2 separate regions of the Homo sapiens genome follow, and region 2 is linked to region 1. A link is a contact called in ENCODE Hi-C data. All regions are on one chromosome and are shown on one strand. Each heading gives the region's core, a stretch centred on a gene start or an enhancer-like site at or near the end of the contact. The rest is flanking DNA. Distances are from core to core; before and after follow the strand shown. Region 1 holds the start of P3H2 (prolyl 3-hydroxylase 2). Region 2 overlaps CLDN1 (claudin 1).

Region 1 (5,325 bases), core at 2,337-4,836:
GGGTCTCCACGATCTTACTAGCTTTTTCACAACACAACGAAGTTTTAGAACCATTGTTCCTAAGAAATCAGATAATAAAGTATGGGCAGCACATCATCAAGGAACAAGTTAGAAATGCAAATTTGAAAGCTCCACCCCAGGTTTAGTGAATCCGGAACTCTGAGATGGAAGTCAGTTAATTATTTAAGGAAAAAGTACATTCTTGGCACACTCTGTGAGAAGTTCAGGAGTATAAGAGACTCGTGGATGACTGTCTGTTCCAACATTGAGTAAGTACCACTGGGACAGCATGACCTGGAATCAGCTTCTTGGCACTGCATGGCTCTTATTACCATAAGGTCATGAACTTTTTGTCCTGATCCAGCCTTAAAAAGCAGATCAGATTGGCTTTCCTGGGAGGGAATATCTGGGGGATTACACAAAACCCTACCTATTCTCCAAACCCTACCTACTCATGAATTCTACACAGCACCTGGAACCCCAACTCATAGACTTATTCTTTGGGCTGTGGCATTAGCTGTAGACCTGTGGTTCTCAACCTTGGCTTCGTATTATAATCACCTGGGAAACTTCTAAAAATCCCATCGCTCAGGTCATATCCCAGACCAATAAATCAGAATCTTTCAGAGCAGAAGCCAGACACTTCTTAGGTGATTCTAATGTTCAAGCAAATTTGAGTTGTCAATGAATAGTTTCTCTCAAGTCAGGCAGAGATTGTACGTAAGGTAGTAATACAAGGCATATTACTTACTTACTACTTGTAGTAAGATATAAGAAATAAGGTAGTAGGACATACAAGAGGCTTGAAAGAACCTGGCCAATTTGGCAATCAGTAGGATGTGGTTGCATTCTATAGGCTATTGACTGTGTGCTAATGCCAATTATTTCCCTAAGTCTTTTTAGATCCTTCTAGCCAGAAGCTATCTTTGTAACCTCTGTGTTCCCAGAGCTCTTTTTTCTTTCTTCTTCTTTTTTTTTTTTCTTTTTGTTTTTTGAGACTGAGTCTCACTCTGTGGCTCAGGCTGGAGTACAATGGCGCGATCTTGGCTGACTGCAACCTCTGCATCCCGGGTTCAAGTGATTCTCCTGCCTCAGCCTCCTGAGTAGCTGGGATTAAATGTGCCTGCCACCACGCCCAGTTGATTTTTGTATTTTCAGTAGAGACGGAATTTCACCATGTTGGCCAAGCTGGTCTCCAACTCCTGAGCTCAGGTGATCCACCTGCCTCGGCCTCCCAAAGTGCTGGGATCACAAGTGTGAGCCACTGCGCCCGGCCAACACTTTCAATCTAATCTAACACGTACCACATTCTACCTTGTATTATAGCTGTATACATTATATATATCAAATTTGTTTCCTATACAGTACTGTGAGCTTCCCAAAGGTAAGAATCCTGACTTATCTTCTCTTTCACCTAGAATATTTACTTTAAGAGTAGGCATCAAAAATTGTTAATTTAATTGAAATATATTAAATGATGTAGAAATGTCACCAAATGTACAAATAGAATGTAGCAAGGTATCCTGGCACTTTGCCCTCAGTCCCACAGCAGGAGTTCCTATCCTGATGTGCTTCAAAACCTTCCACAAGTGGACTGATAACCCTGGACTAGACTCCAAAATCTTTATCTGAAAACAGACAATCTCTAGAGAAAAAGTCTGGGCAGATGACTGATGTGCTAATTCTGGAACACTGACCATCCAAGGCATTCAATATACATTCAGCTCCAAACTGGAGCTTTTTCATCAGTGATATGAGCCGAATTAGTAACGTTTGGTGGGAAAAAAAAAGAGCATGATTCATCAGTGTCTCTTGGAATTACACAGCCAGGGCTGTTCATGGCCTGAGTGGTCAAACCTAACAAAATGAATGAAGGAATCAGCATGAATCTCTGGCAAGCCCCTCAGCGTAGTGGTGATTCCACATAAAAGCCTTCTTCGGAAAAATCATAGCAACTAGATACATGCGTGAGTCTTTTTCCCATTGCCTGTCCCTCTGCTCACCATTGCAGGGGCTGAAAGACTGATGAGATTCTCACAGGCACTAGAAGACCACAGAAATGCCTCCAGGAGGCAGGCTGGGATCCAGGGTCCAACCAATATTCTTGTGAGAGTGTGAAGCCAAGGAACACGAAAGAGGGGAACACCTTGGCTAAGAATGTATTCGTGACAGAGGAGAAGGGGAGGAACAGGAAGCCTCCAGCTAGTCGTTTGGAATCTGGCAACCATTTCTGTCAGCTTTCTCATTCCTAGATTGATGCAGATTGCTTAATTCCTTGAGGTAAGGGATATACTAAATTGCCTCTTTGTTCAACTCTTAGAATAAGAATTTCCCTCTCCTCTCCCGTCCCCTCCCCTCCCCTCCTCTCCTCTCTTTTCTTTTTCTTTGTTTTTTTTGTTTTTGAGACGGAGTCTCACTCTGTCACCCAGGCTGCATGATCTCAGCTCACTGCAACCTTCACCTCCCAGGTTCAAGCAATTATCCTGCCTCAGCCTCCTGAGTAGCTGGGTCTGCAGGCACGTGCCACCACGCCCAGCTAATTTTTGTATTTTTAGTAGAGACGGGGTTTTGCCATGGTGGCCAGGCTGGTCTCGAACTCCTGACCTCAGGTGATCCACCCGCCTTGGCCTCCCAAAGTGCTGGGATTACAGGGGTGAGCCACTGCACCTGGCCCACAGCAAGAATTTTTTTCTGAATAGCATTTTACGTGTTAGGCGTCTGGCTGTTTAGGAGATGAGGAAACTGAGGCCCTCAGTTGCCAAGGTCACACAGCTGGTAAACGGACGGAGCCAGAATGCGAGTACAGCTCCTCCTGCCTCCAAAGGTTCTCTGGGCCCTGTAAAACCACGGGCTGCACAGGAAAGGCAGGCTATATATTGTTCTTCCCCTGGCCCAGCGCCCTGATCCAATGCCCGGACACACATCCACACCAAGTTGGACGAAAAGGTAAGGGAGAAACCTTCCCCAAGAGAAGAAGCGGTAAGCTTTGGTTCTAAAGGCCCTGGGTTGGGTCCGTCCTTTGCCACTTCTCAGCTCTATGCATTTAGGCAAATCACTTATCTTCTTAAACCTCCGCATCTGGGCCTACAGGGCCTCTATGGGTTTTTTTTCTATTTATTTATTTATTTATTCTTTTTTTTTTTAACTTTACGTTCCGGGATACACGTGCAGAATGCGCAGATTTGTTGCGTAGGTACACATGGCATCTACGGTTTGATTCAGTCTGAAATGGCGCTCCAGGCTTCATTTAGAAGGTGAAGCACTCTGCAAACTGCGAGGCCATACAGAGATTCCAGAATATGATTAAGGCCCTAACCTTGCTAAGCTGGATTTTCTTTATTTCCCAAAAAGAAGACTAATACTATCCACTTGTACAACCAGAAGGGAGCTCACGTGTAAAGCGCCTCGTCCCCGGCCGGCCTCAAGCGGCGCTAGCTCTCTGGCTGGCGCTGGAGTGTGCCGCCCCTGGCAGCCCCGCCGCTGCAGCGGGGAGCCTGGGAGAGCGGCTCTCGGAGTCTCAGGCAGCAGGAGGAGCGTGTGAGCTGTGGGCGTCCCTTTAAGAGCGGCTGGCCAGGCACGGCCTCCGCCTCTCAGTACGCGGAGCGCCGGCGGTCACCTGGGGCTCGCGGAGCGGCCAGATCGCGGCGGAGTCGGCGCGCTTCCCCGAGGGAAGGTGGGAGAGGGGACCCGGACGCGAGGTGCCCCGAAGCCCTCTCGAGCGTAACCGTCCCGCGCCTCTCTGAGGCGGAGGATGCGGGAGCGCATCTGGGCGCCGCCGCTGCTGCTGCTGCTGCCGCTGCTACTGCCGCCGCCACTGTGGGGCGGCCCCCCGGACAGCCCACGCCGGGAGCTGGAGCTGGAGCCCGGGCCTCTGCAGCCCTTCGACCTGCTCTACGCCAGCGGCGCGGCCGCCTACTACAGCGGAGACTACGAGCGAGCGGTGCGCGACTTGGAAGCGGCGCTGCGCAGCCACCGGCGCCTGCGGGAAATCCGCACGCGCTGTGCCCGCCACTGCGCGGCGCGCCACCCGCTCCCGCCCCCGCCCCCCGGCGAGGGCCCCGGCGCTGAGCTGCCCCTTTTCCGCTCCTTGTTGGGGCGGGCGCGCTGTTATCGCAGCTGTGAGACCCAGCGCCTCGGGGGCCCCGCATCCCGCCACCGCGTCAGCGAGGATGTGCGCAGCGACTTCCAGCGCAGAGTGCCCTACAACTACCTGCAGCGGGCCTACATCAAGGTACCCACAGAGCGCTCCTCCACTGCAAAGCCCCTGCGGCTCTCACACGCTCTCTTGAGCCCTCCCTGCTGCCCCCGTCATCTCTGTTCAGTCTTTCGAATTGGGTCTCCTTAAATATGTGTCTCAGTTTGTGAATCCAGATATCTGGTGGCCCTATCTCTGTATGCAACAATTGATTAACTTGGACAAGTCTTTTTCTCTCTTTCTCAGAGCCAGCTTCTCTCTCAAAAAGAGGACTGTCCTGATAAGGTGATGTTTAAAGTACCCATTCAGCACTAATTCATGAGGCATTGACAAAGCTGAATCTAGTACAATTTATCTTCTCCCTTCTCACTTCCCATTTCTCTTCTCCCTTCTCACTTCCCATTTCTCTTCTCCCTTCTCACTTCCCATTTCTTTTGTCTCCTCTCTCTTATCCTTCCTATACTGTAGTCTGCACCTTTTCTCTGAAGTTTAAAAGAATCTTCAAAATAGTGAAGTTGAAAGACCTGTTCCAAAACAAATTTCTCTCTCTTCTCCCCTTCACCTACAAAAAAGTAAAGATCAAAGGTTAAAGAGAAGGTATGCTTGGAGGAGGCGAAGCTGTTTGAGGCAGTCTCAGTCAAAGTATCCACCCTAAGTGTTGACTTTTTCTCCTTTGATAGAGGGCTTACGTTTTCTGGTGGTATGCATTGGACTGGGTTACTAGGCATCAGTCCTCTCTTTCTAGTTTTATTTTTGTATGCCTAACTTGCCTAAAGTTAGCGTCAGGAGGTATAGTATGCATATTGACATATTGTTCACATCCATAACTTTGAAGATCTCTCTGGATGCTTCAGCAGAGGGAATTTGAATGAGTTCTTCAACCTCCACTGCCACTCACCCAATTTTCCTTCAAATTGACACTCTTAACCCTTCTTTCTCGTTTTCTGTGTTAATATATCAATGTATCTTCTACAGCTACCGGAAAAGTGGAAGCTTTGGGGTTGGTTGTTCATGCTAGCCAATGGACCAGGCTGCTCTGCTCTGCTCTGCTCTGCTGTGCTCTGCTTTGCTTTCTTTTCTCCTCTCCTCTCCCCTCCTCTCCTCTCCTCTCCTCTCCCCTCCCCTCCCCT
Region 2 (5,397 bases), core at 2,684-5,183, 190 kb before region 1:
ATGTATAACAGCATATTTAAAAGAGATTTTGTACAACATACACCTGCCTAATTGTTTCCAAAAAAGAATTATTTGTGCCAAGATATCATAAAAAAGTATAAATTTTGTCTAATGCCAACCTAGTATTTTTTTATATTTTAATAGATACTTGGAATAAATCATATCTGGACTTCTAATCTCCCTAATACCAAAATAAAAATGTCAACACTATTGATGAGATTTAATTCTTGCAAAATATGTTTTGGTTTAACAGGTTGTGTATTTAGGCTCAGTGTTCCATGGTGATTAACAGTCTTTTGTTTTGAATTTCTATAGGTCTGGCTATTTTAGTTGCCACAGCATGGTATGGCAATAGAATCGTTCAAGAATTCTATGACCCTATGACCCCAGTCAATGCCAGGTAACGCTATTCAGGCGTAAAATAGTTTGTTTTCTGAGAAAATGCCCTTTTTATATTCTACAAAGTCCTGCTAGTGCCATCATTTCCCAGATTTGCTTTCAAGAATTTTATGTCAAACCTACAAACAATTTAAATGATCTCTGACTTATGTCAAAATGAGTTTGATAATTGCTTTAACACCCTGTATTGATGACAAAATACCTTCCAAAGTAGAAAAGTTTCAAGCTCTGTGCTTTTCAACTGTATAACTGGGCTTTCTTTTGTTTGTTTTTTCAAATATTAATAAAGATGTTAATATATTTGAAATTTCCTTTTTGAAGTGTATTCTGATGTTTACAACACCTACCTAAGATTATTTGTAACTAATGCACAGTTTATGATTGATTGAGAAAAATTATACTACTATAGGGGTTAATGAATAATACTTCATTCCCAACAGTTCATTTTTACACGTAAAGCTATTATGTATGTTTTTAGTATGTTCAGATACCACCTTGAAATTTTTTGTTCTTTCACAACTGTAAAATTGGCTTTACAAAGGTCATCTTTCTTAATACTGCAGGTTGTGCAAGTTGAGCTGATTCTTAGCTCTCGTGTAACAACATTCTTTAATCAGAGACGAGGCTCTTCATCTCACTGTCTTCACATCTTTAATGCCTAATAACTACATTCAGTCAGGATGTTAAAATATAATTATTGTTTGTTGAGTGCTTAGATGAATGGATGAAAAACCTCAGTGTTTGGAGAGATAAGATGTGTTTCTTTTTATATAATCACCCACATATGGGAGAACACATACTGCAATGGTTGTGTTGGAGCCCATCCCATAAGATTTACAGTGTAAGAATAGAAACTGCTAGAGGTCAGTAGGCTAAAATTTCGCCAAGGTAATAACACCAGTAATGCACAGGAAAGCACTTTATAAATTGCCAGCCATTTTGCAATTGTTATTTACATTATTGCATGTGATCCTAAAAGCAGTCTATTGAGGCAGGTGGGATTATCCTGCTTTGAGAGTAGGAGAAACTGAGGCTGAGAGGTGAAGTTGCTATCCCAGAATTGCAGCAGTTGAGAGTCTGCATCAGGATTTAGACTTGGCCTTATAACTTATAGAACCAACCCTTCTCTACTCTTCCGTATTGTCCATAATCACTCACAGATACCCCACCCTAAGTGTCTGCTTTAATACATCTGCCTGGATCAGCTTAATCCAGAATGGTTCATGGGCTGCTTAGAACTTTTCTTTACAAAACCATAAGATTTGGATTTCAGATTGTATAGGTGCCTGGGACCAATGGATCATCTGTTCAAAGCTCTGATTATCTCCATTATGCTCTATCAGTTTCTTTATAGAATATGATTACTACTTAGTGATAAAGCTTCCTTTGCTAAGTTTCAGCCTAGGAACCATGATCCAAACCCTACTTCTAAAACATATAAACATGCTTTACAAGTATCCTATATATGGAAAAGTCCTTGGAATTATTTGTGTAATTAACCTGGTATTACATGTGTTATTTCCTGATCTACTATTGCAAATTGTCACCAATTGCAATATAAACATTCTTTGGCGTGTATGTTCAGAAATCTTAAAGTACTTCCCAAGGGATATTCAGGGGTTATTTTCAATGAAAAAAATACAATGAGTATTGATTTTTTTTCCTTTTATTATATTAGAAAAGTTGCCAATAATTCACTGATTAACAAGCACATGGGTTTTTCCTTTTAGGTACGAATTTGGTCAGGCTCTCTTCACTGGCTGGGCTGCTGCTTCTCTCTGCCTTCTGGGAGGTGCCCTACTTTGCTGTTCCTGTCCCCGAAAAACAACCTCTTACCCAACACCAAGGCCCTATCCAAAACCTGCACCTTCCAGCGGGAAAGACTACGTGTGACACAGAGGCAAAAGGAGAAAATCATGTTGAAACAAACCGAAAATGGACATTGAGATACTATCATTAACATTAGGACCTTAGAATTTTGGGTATTGTAATCTGAAGTATGGTATTACAAAACAAACAAACAAACAAAAAACCCATGTGTTAAAATACTCAGTGCTAAACATGGCTTAATCTTATTTTATCTTCTTTCCTCAATATAGGAGGGAAGATTTTTCCATTTGTATTACTGCTTCCCATTGAGTAATCATACTCAACTGGGGGAAGGGGTGCTCCTTAAATATATATAGATATGTATATATACATGTTTTTCTATTAAAAATAGACAGTAAAATACTATTCTCATTATGTTGATACTAGCATACTTAAAATATCTCTAAAATAGGTAAATGTATTTAATTCCATATTGATGAAGATGTTTATTGGTATATTTTCTTTTTCGTCTATATATACATATGTAACAGTCAAATATCATTTACTCTTCTTCATTAGCTTTGGGTGCCTTTGCCACAAGACCTAGCCTAATTTACCAAGGATGAATTCTTTCAATTCTTCATGCGTGCCCTTTTCATATACTTATTTTATTTTTTACCATAATCTTATAGCACTTGCATCGTTATTAAGCCCTTATTTGTTTTGTGTTTCATTGGTCTCTATCTCCTGAATCTAACACATTTCATAGCCTACATTTTAGTTTCTAAAGCCAAGAAGAATTTATTACAAATCAGAACTTTGGAGGCAAATCTTTCTGCATGACCAAAGTGATAAATTCCTGTTGACCTTCCCACACAATCCCTGTACTCTGACCCATAGCACTCTTGTTTGCTTTGAAAATATTTGTCCAATTGAGTAGCTGCATGCTGTTCCCCCAGGTGTTGTAACACAACTTTATTGATTGAATTTTTAAGCTACTTATTCATAGTTTTATATCCCCCTAAACTACCTTTTTGTTCCCCATTCCTTAATTGTATTGTTTTCCCAAGTGTAATTATCATGCGTTTTATATCTTCCTAATAAGGTGTGGTCTGTTTGTCTGAACAAAGTGCTAGACTTTCTGGAGTGATAATCTGGTGACAAATATTCTCTCTGTAGCTGTAAGCAAGTCACTTAATCTTTCTACCTCTTTTTTCTATCTGCCAAATTGAGATAATGATACTTAACCAGTTAGAAGAGGTAGTGTGAATATTAATTAGTTTATATTACTCTCATTCTTTGAACATGAACTATGCCTATGTAGTGTCTTTATTTGCTCAGCTGGCTGAGACACTGAAGAAGTCACTGAACAAAACCTACACACGTACCTTCATGTGATTCACTGCCTTCCTCTCTCTACCAGTCTATTTCCACTGAACAAAACCTACACACATACCTTCATGTGGTTCAGTGCCTTCCTCTCTCTACCAGTCTATTTCCACTGAACAAAACCTACGCACATACCTTCATGTGGCTCAGTGCCTTCCTCTCTCTACCAGTCTATTTCCATTCTTTCAGCTGTGTCTGACATGTTTGTGCTCTGTTCCATTTTAACAACTGCTCTTACTTTTCCAGTCTGTACAGAATGCTATTTCACTTGAGCAAGATGATGTAATGGAAAGGGTGTTGGCATTGGTGTCTGGAGACCTGGATTTGAGTCTTGGTGCTATCAATCACCGTCTGTGTTTGAGCAAGGCATTTGGCTGCTGTAAGCTTATTGCTTCATCTGTAAGCGGTGGTTTGTAATTCCTGATCTTCCCACCTCACAGTGATGTTGTGGGGATCCAGTGAGATAGAATACATGTAAGTGTGGTTTTGTAATTTAAAAAGTGCTATACTAAGGGAAAGAATTGAGGAATTAACTGCATACGTTTTGGTGTTGCTTTTCAAATGTTTGAAAACAAAAAAAATGTTAAGAAATGGGTTTCTTGCCTTAACCAGTCTCTCAAGTGATGAGACAGTGAAGTAAAATTGAGTGCACTAAACAAATAAGATTCTGAGGAAGTCTTATCTTCTGCAGTGAGTATGGCCCGATGCTTTCTGTGGCTAAACAGATGTAATGGGAAGAAATAAAAGCCTACGTGTTGGTAAATCCAACAGCAAGGGAGATTTTTGAATCATAATAACTCATAAGGTGCTATCTGTTCAGTGATGCCCTCAGAGCTCTTGCTGTTAGCTGGCAGCTGACGCTGCTAGGATAGTTAGTTTGGAAATGGTACTTCATAATAAACTACACAAGGAAAGTCAGCCACTGTGTCTTATGAGGAATTGGACCTAATAAATTTTAGTGTGCCTTCCAAACCTGAGAATATATGCTTTTGGAAGTTAAAATTTAAATGGCTTTTGCCACATACATAGATCTTCATGATGTGTGAGTGTAATTCCATGTGGATATCAGTTACCAAACATTACAAAAAAATTTTATGGCCCAAAATGACCAACGAAATTGTTACAATAGAATTTATCCAATTTTGATCTTTTTATATTCTTCTACCACACCTGGAAACAGACCAATAGACATTTTGGGGTTTTATAATAGGAATTTGTATAAAGCATTACTCTTTTTCAATAAATTGTTTTTTAATTTAAAAAAAGGATTATTGGCTTGTTTTCTAATCATTTATTGCAAGATTGCCATTCTTGGTAGAGGAGGTGGCTTGGGACAGGATCTGACTCACCATGATCCTGGGAAAGAACTATGATGCCTCTGGCCCATCTATCAAATTTGAGTGGCTCCACCCACTAGAATGCCCTATTTCTCTCAAATTGAGTTCCTCATCAAGGGTGGTAATAGAAGAGGATGCCAGGAGATGTTACTTAATACTTTTTCTCATCTATAAAAAGGGGACATACAATAATAAATGATAAGATATGAAGATATTTTGTGAACTATAAAGCACTGTGCAAACTTAAGTGGCTTTGTTCCTCACAAAGGTGGAAGAGTGAAAGACAGCTGCTGGAAACCCATTATTGTTTCTGTAATGATGATGATCAAAACTACTCCATAAGGATGTGATGGAACTCATTCACTCATTATCTTAAAGTATCAATAACTGACACAACCTTAAGTGTGGCCTGTTCCTGGACAATGTTCATATTGAGACCAGGCTTATAAGTAAAGGCTTGCAG

The links. A loop is a pair of places that touch in the nucleus more often than their neighbours do.
Region 2: a loop to region 1 is called in a map of Caco-2, with 2.7 times the contacts of the local background. The contact joins the enhancer-like site here to the promoter of P3H2 in region 1. A Hi-C loop is called at or near these places in 2 of 168 maps with a recorded cell type or tissue (Caco-2 and Calu3).

The regions. Positions count from the first base shown.
Region 1 is chr3:190,119,158-190,124,482 of GRCh38, reverse strand. P3H2 (prolyl 3-hydroxylase 2) reads left to right here and starts at 3,586. Exons shown (of 15, transcript NM_018192.4): 1 at 3,586-4,231. The coding sequence starts at 3,752. It overlaps P3H2-AS1 (P3H2 antisense RNA 1), which reads right to left and starts at 3,519. Exons shown (of 4, transcript NR_126419.1): 1 at 3,394-3,519. RefSeq lists an enhancer at 3,200-3,379 and silencers at 3,349-3,643, 3,590-3,819, 4,030-4,109.
Region 2 is chr3:190,305,172-190,310,568 of GRCh38, reverse strand. CLDN1 (claudin 1) reads left to right here. Exons shown (of 4, transcript NM_021101.5): 3 at 316-400; 4 at 2,130-4,862. The coding sequence ends at 2,292. It also overlaps a transcript of CLDN16 not described here. Among named protein-coding and RNA genes, the nearest start is that of CLDN1, 15 kb to the left of the region's middle. Within about 2 kb of position 3,933, at least 4 of the 41 ENCODE cell types and tissues checked have a DNase peak (open chromatin) inside an H3K27ac peak, as active enhancers do.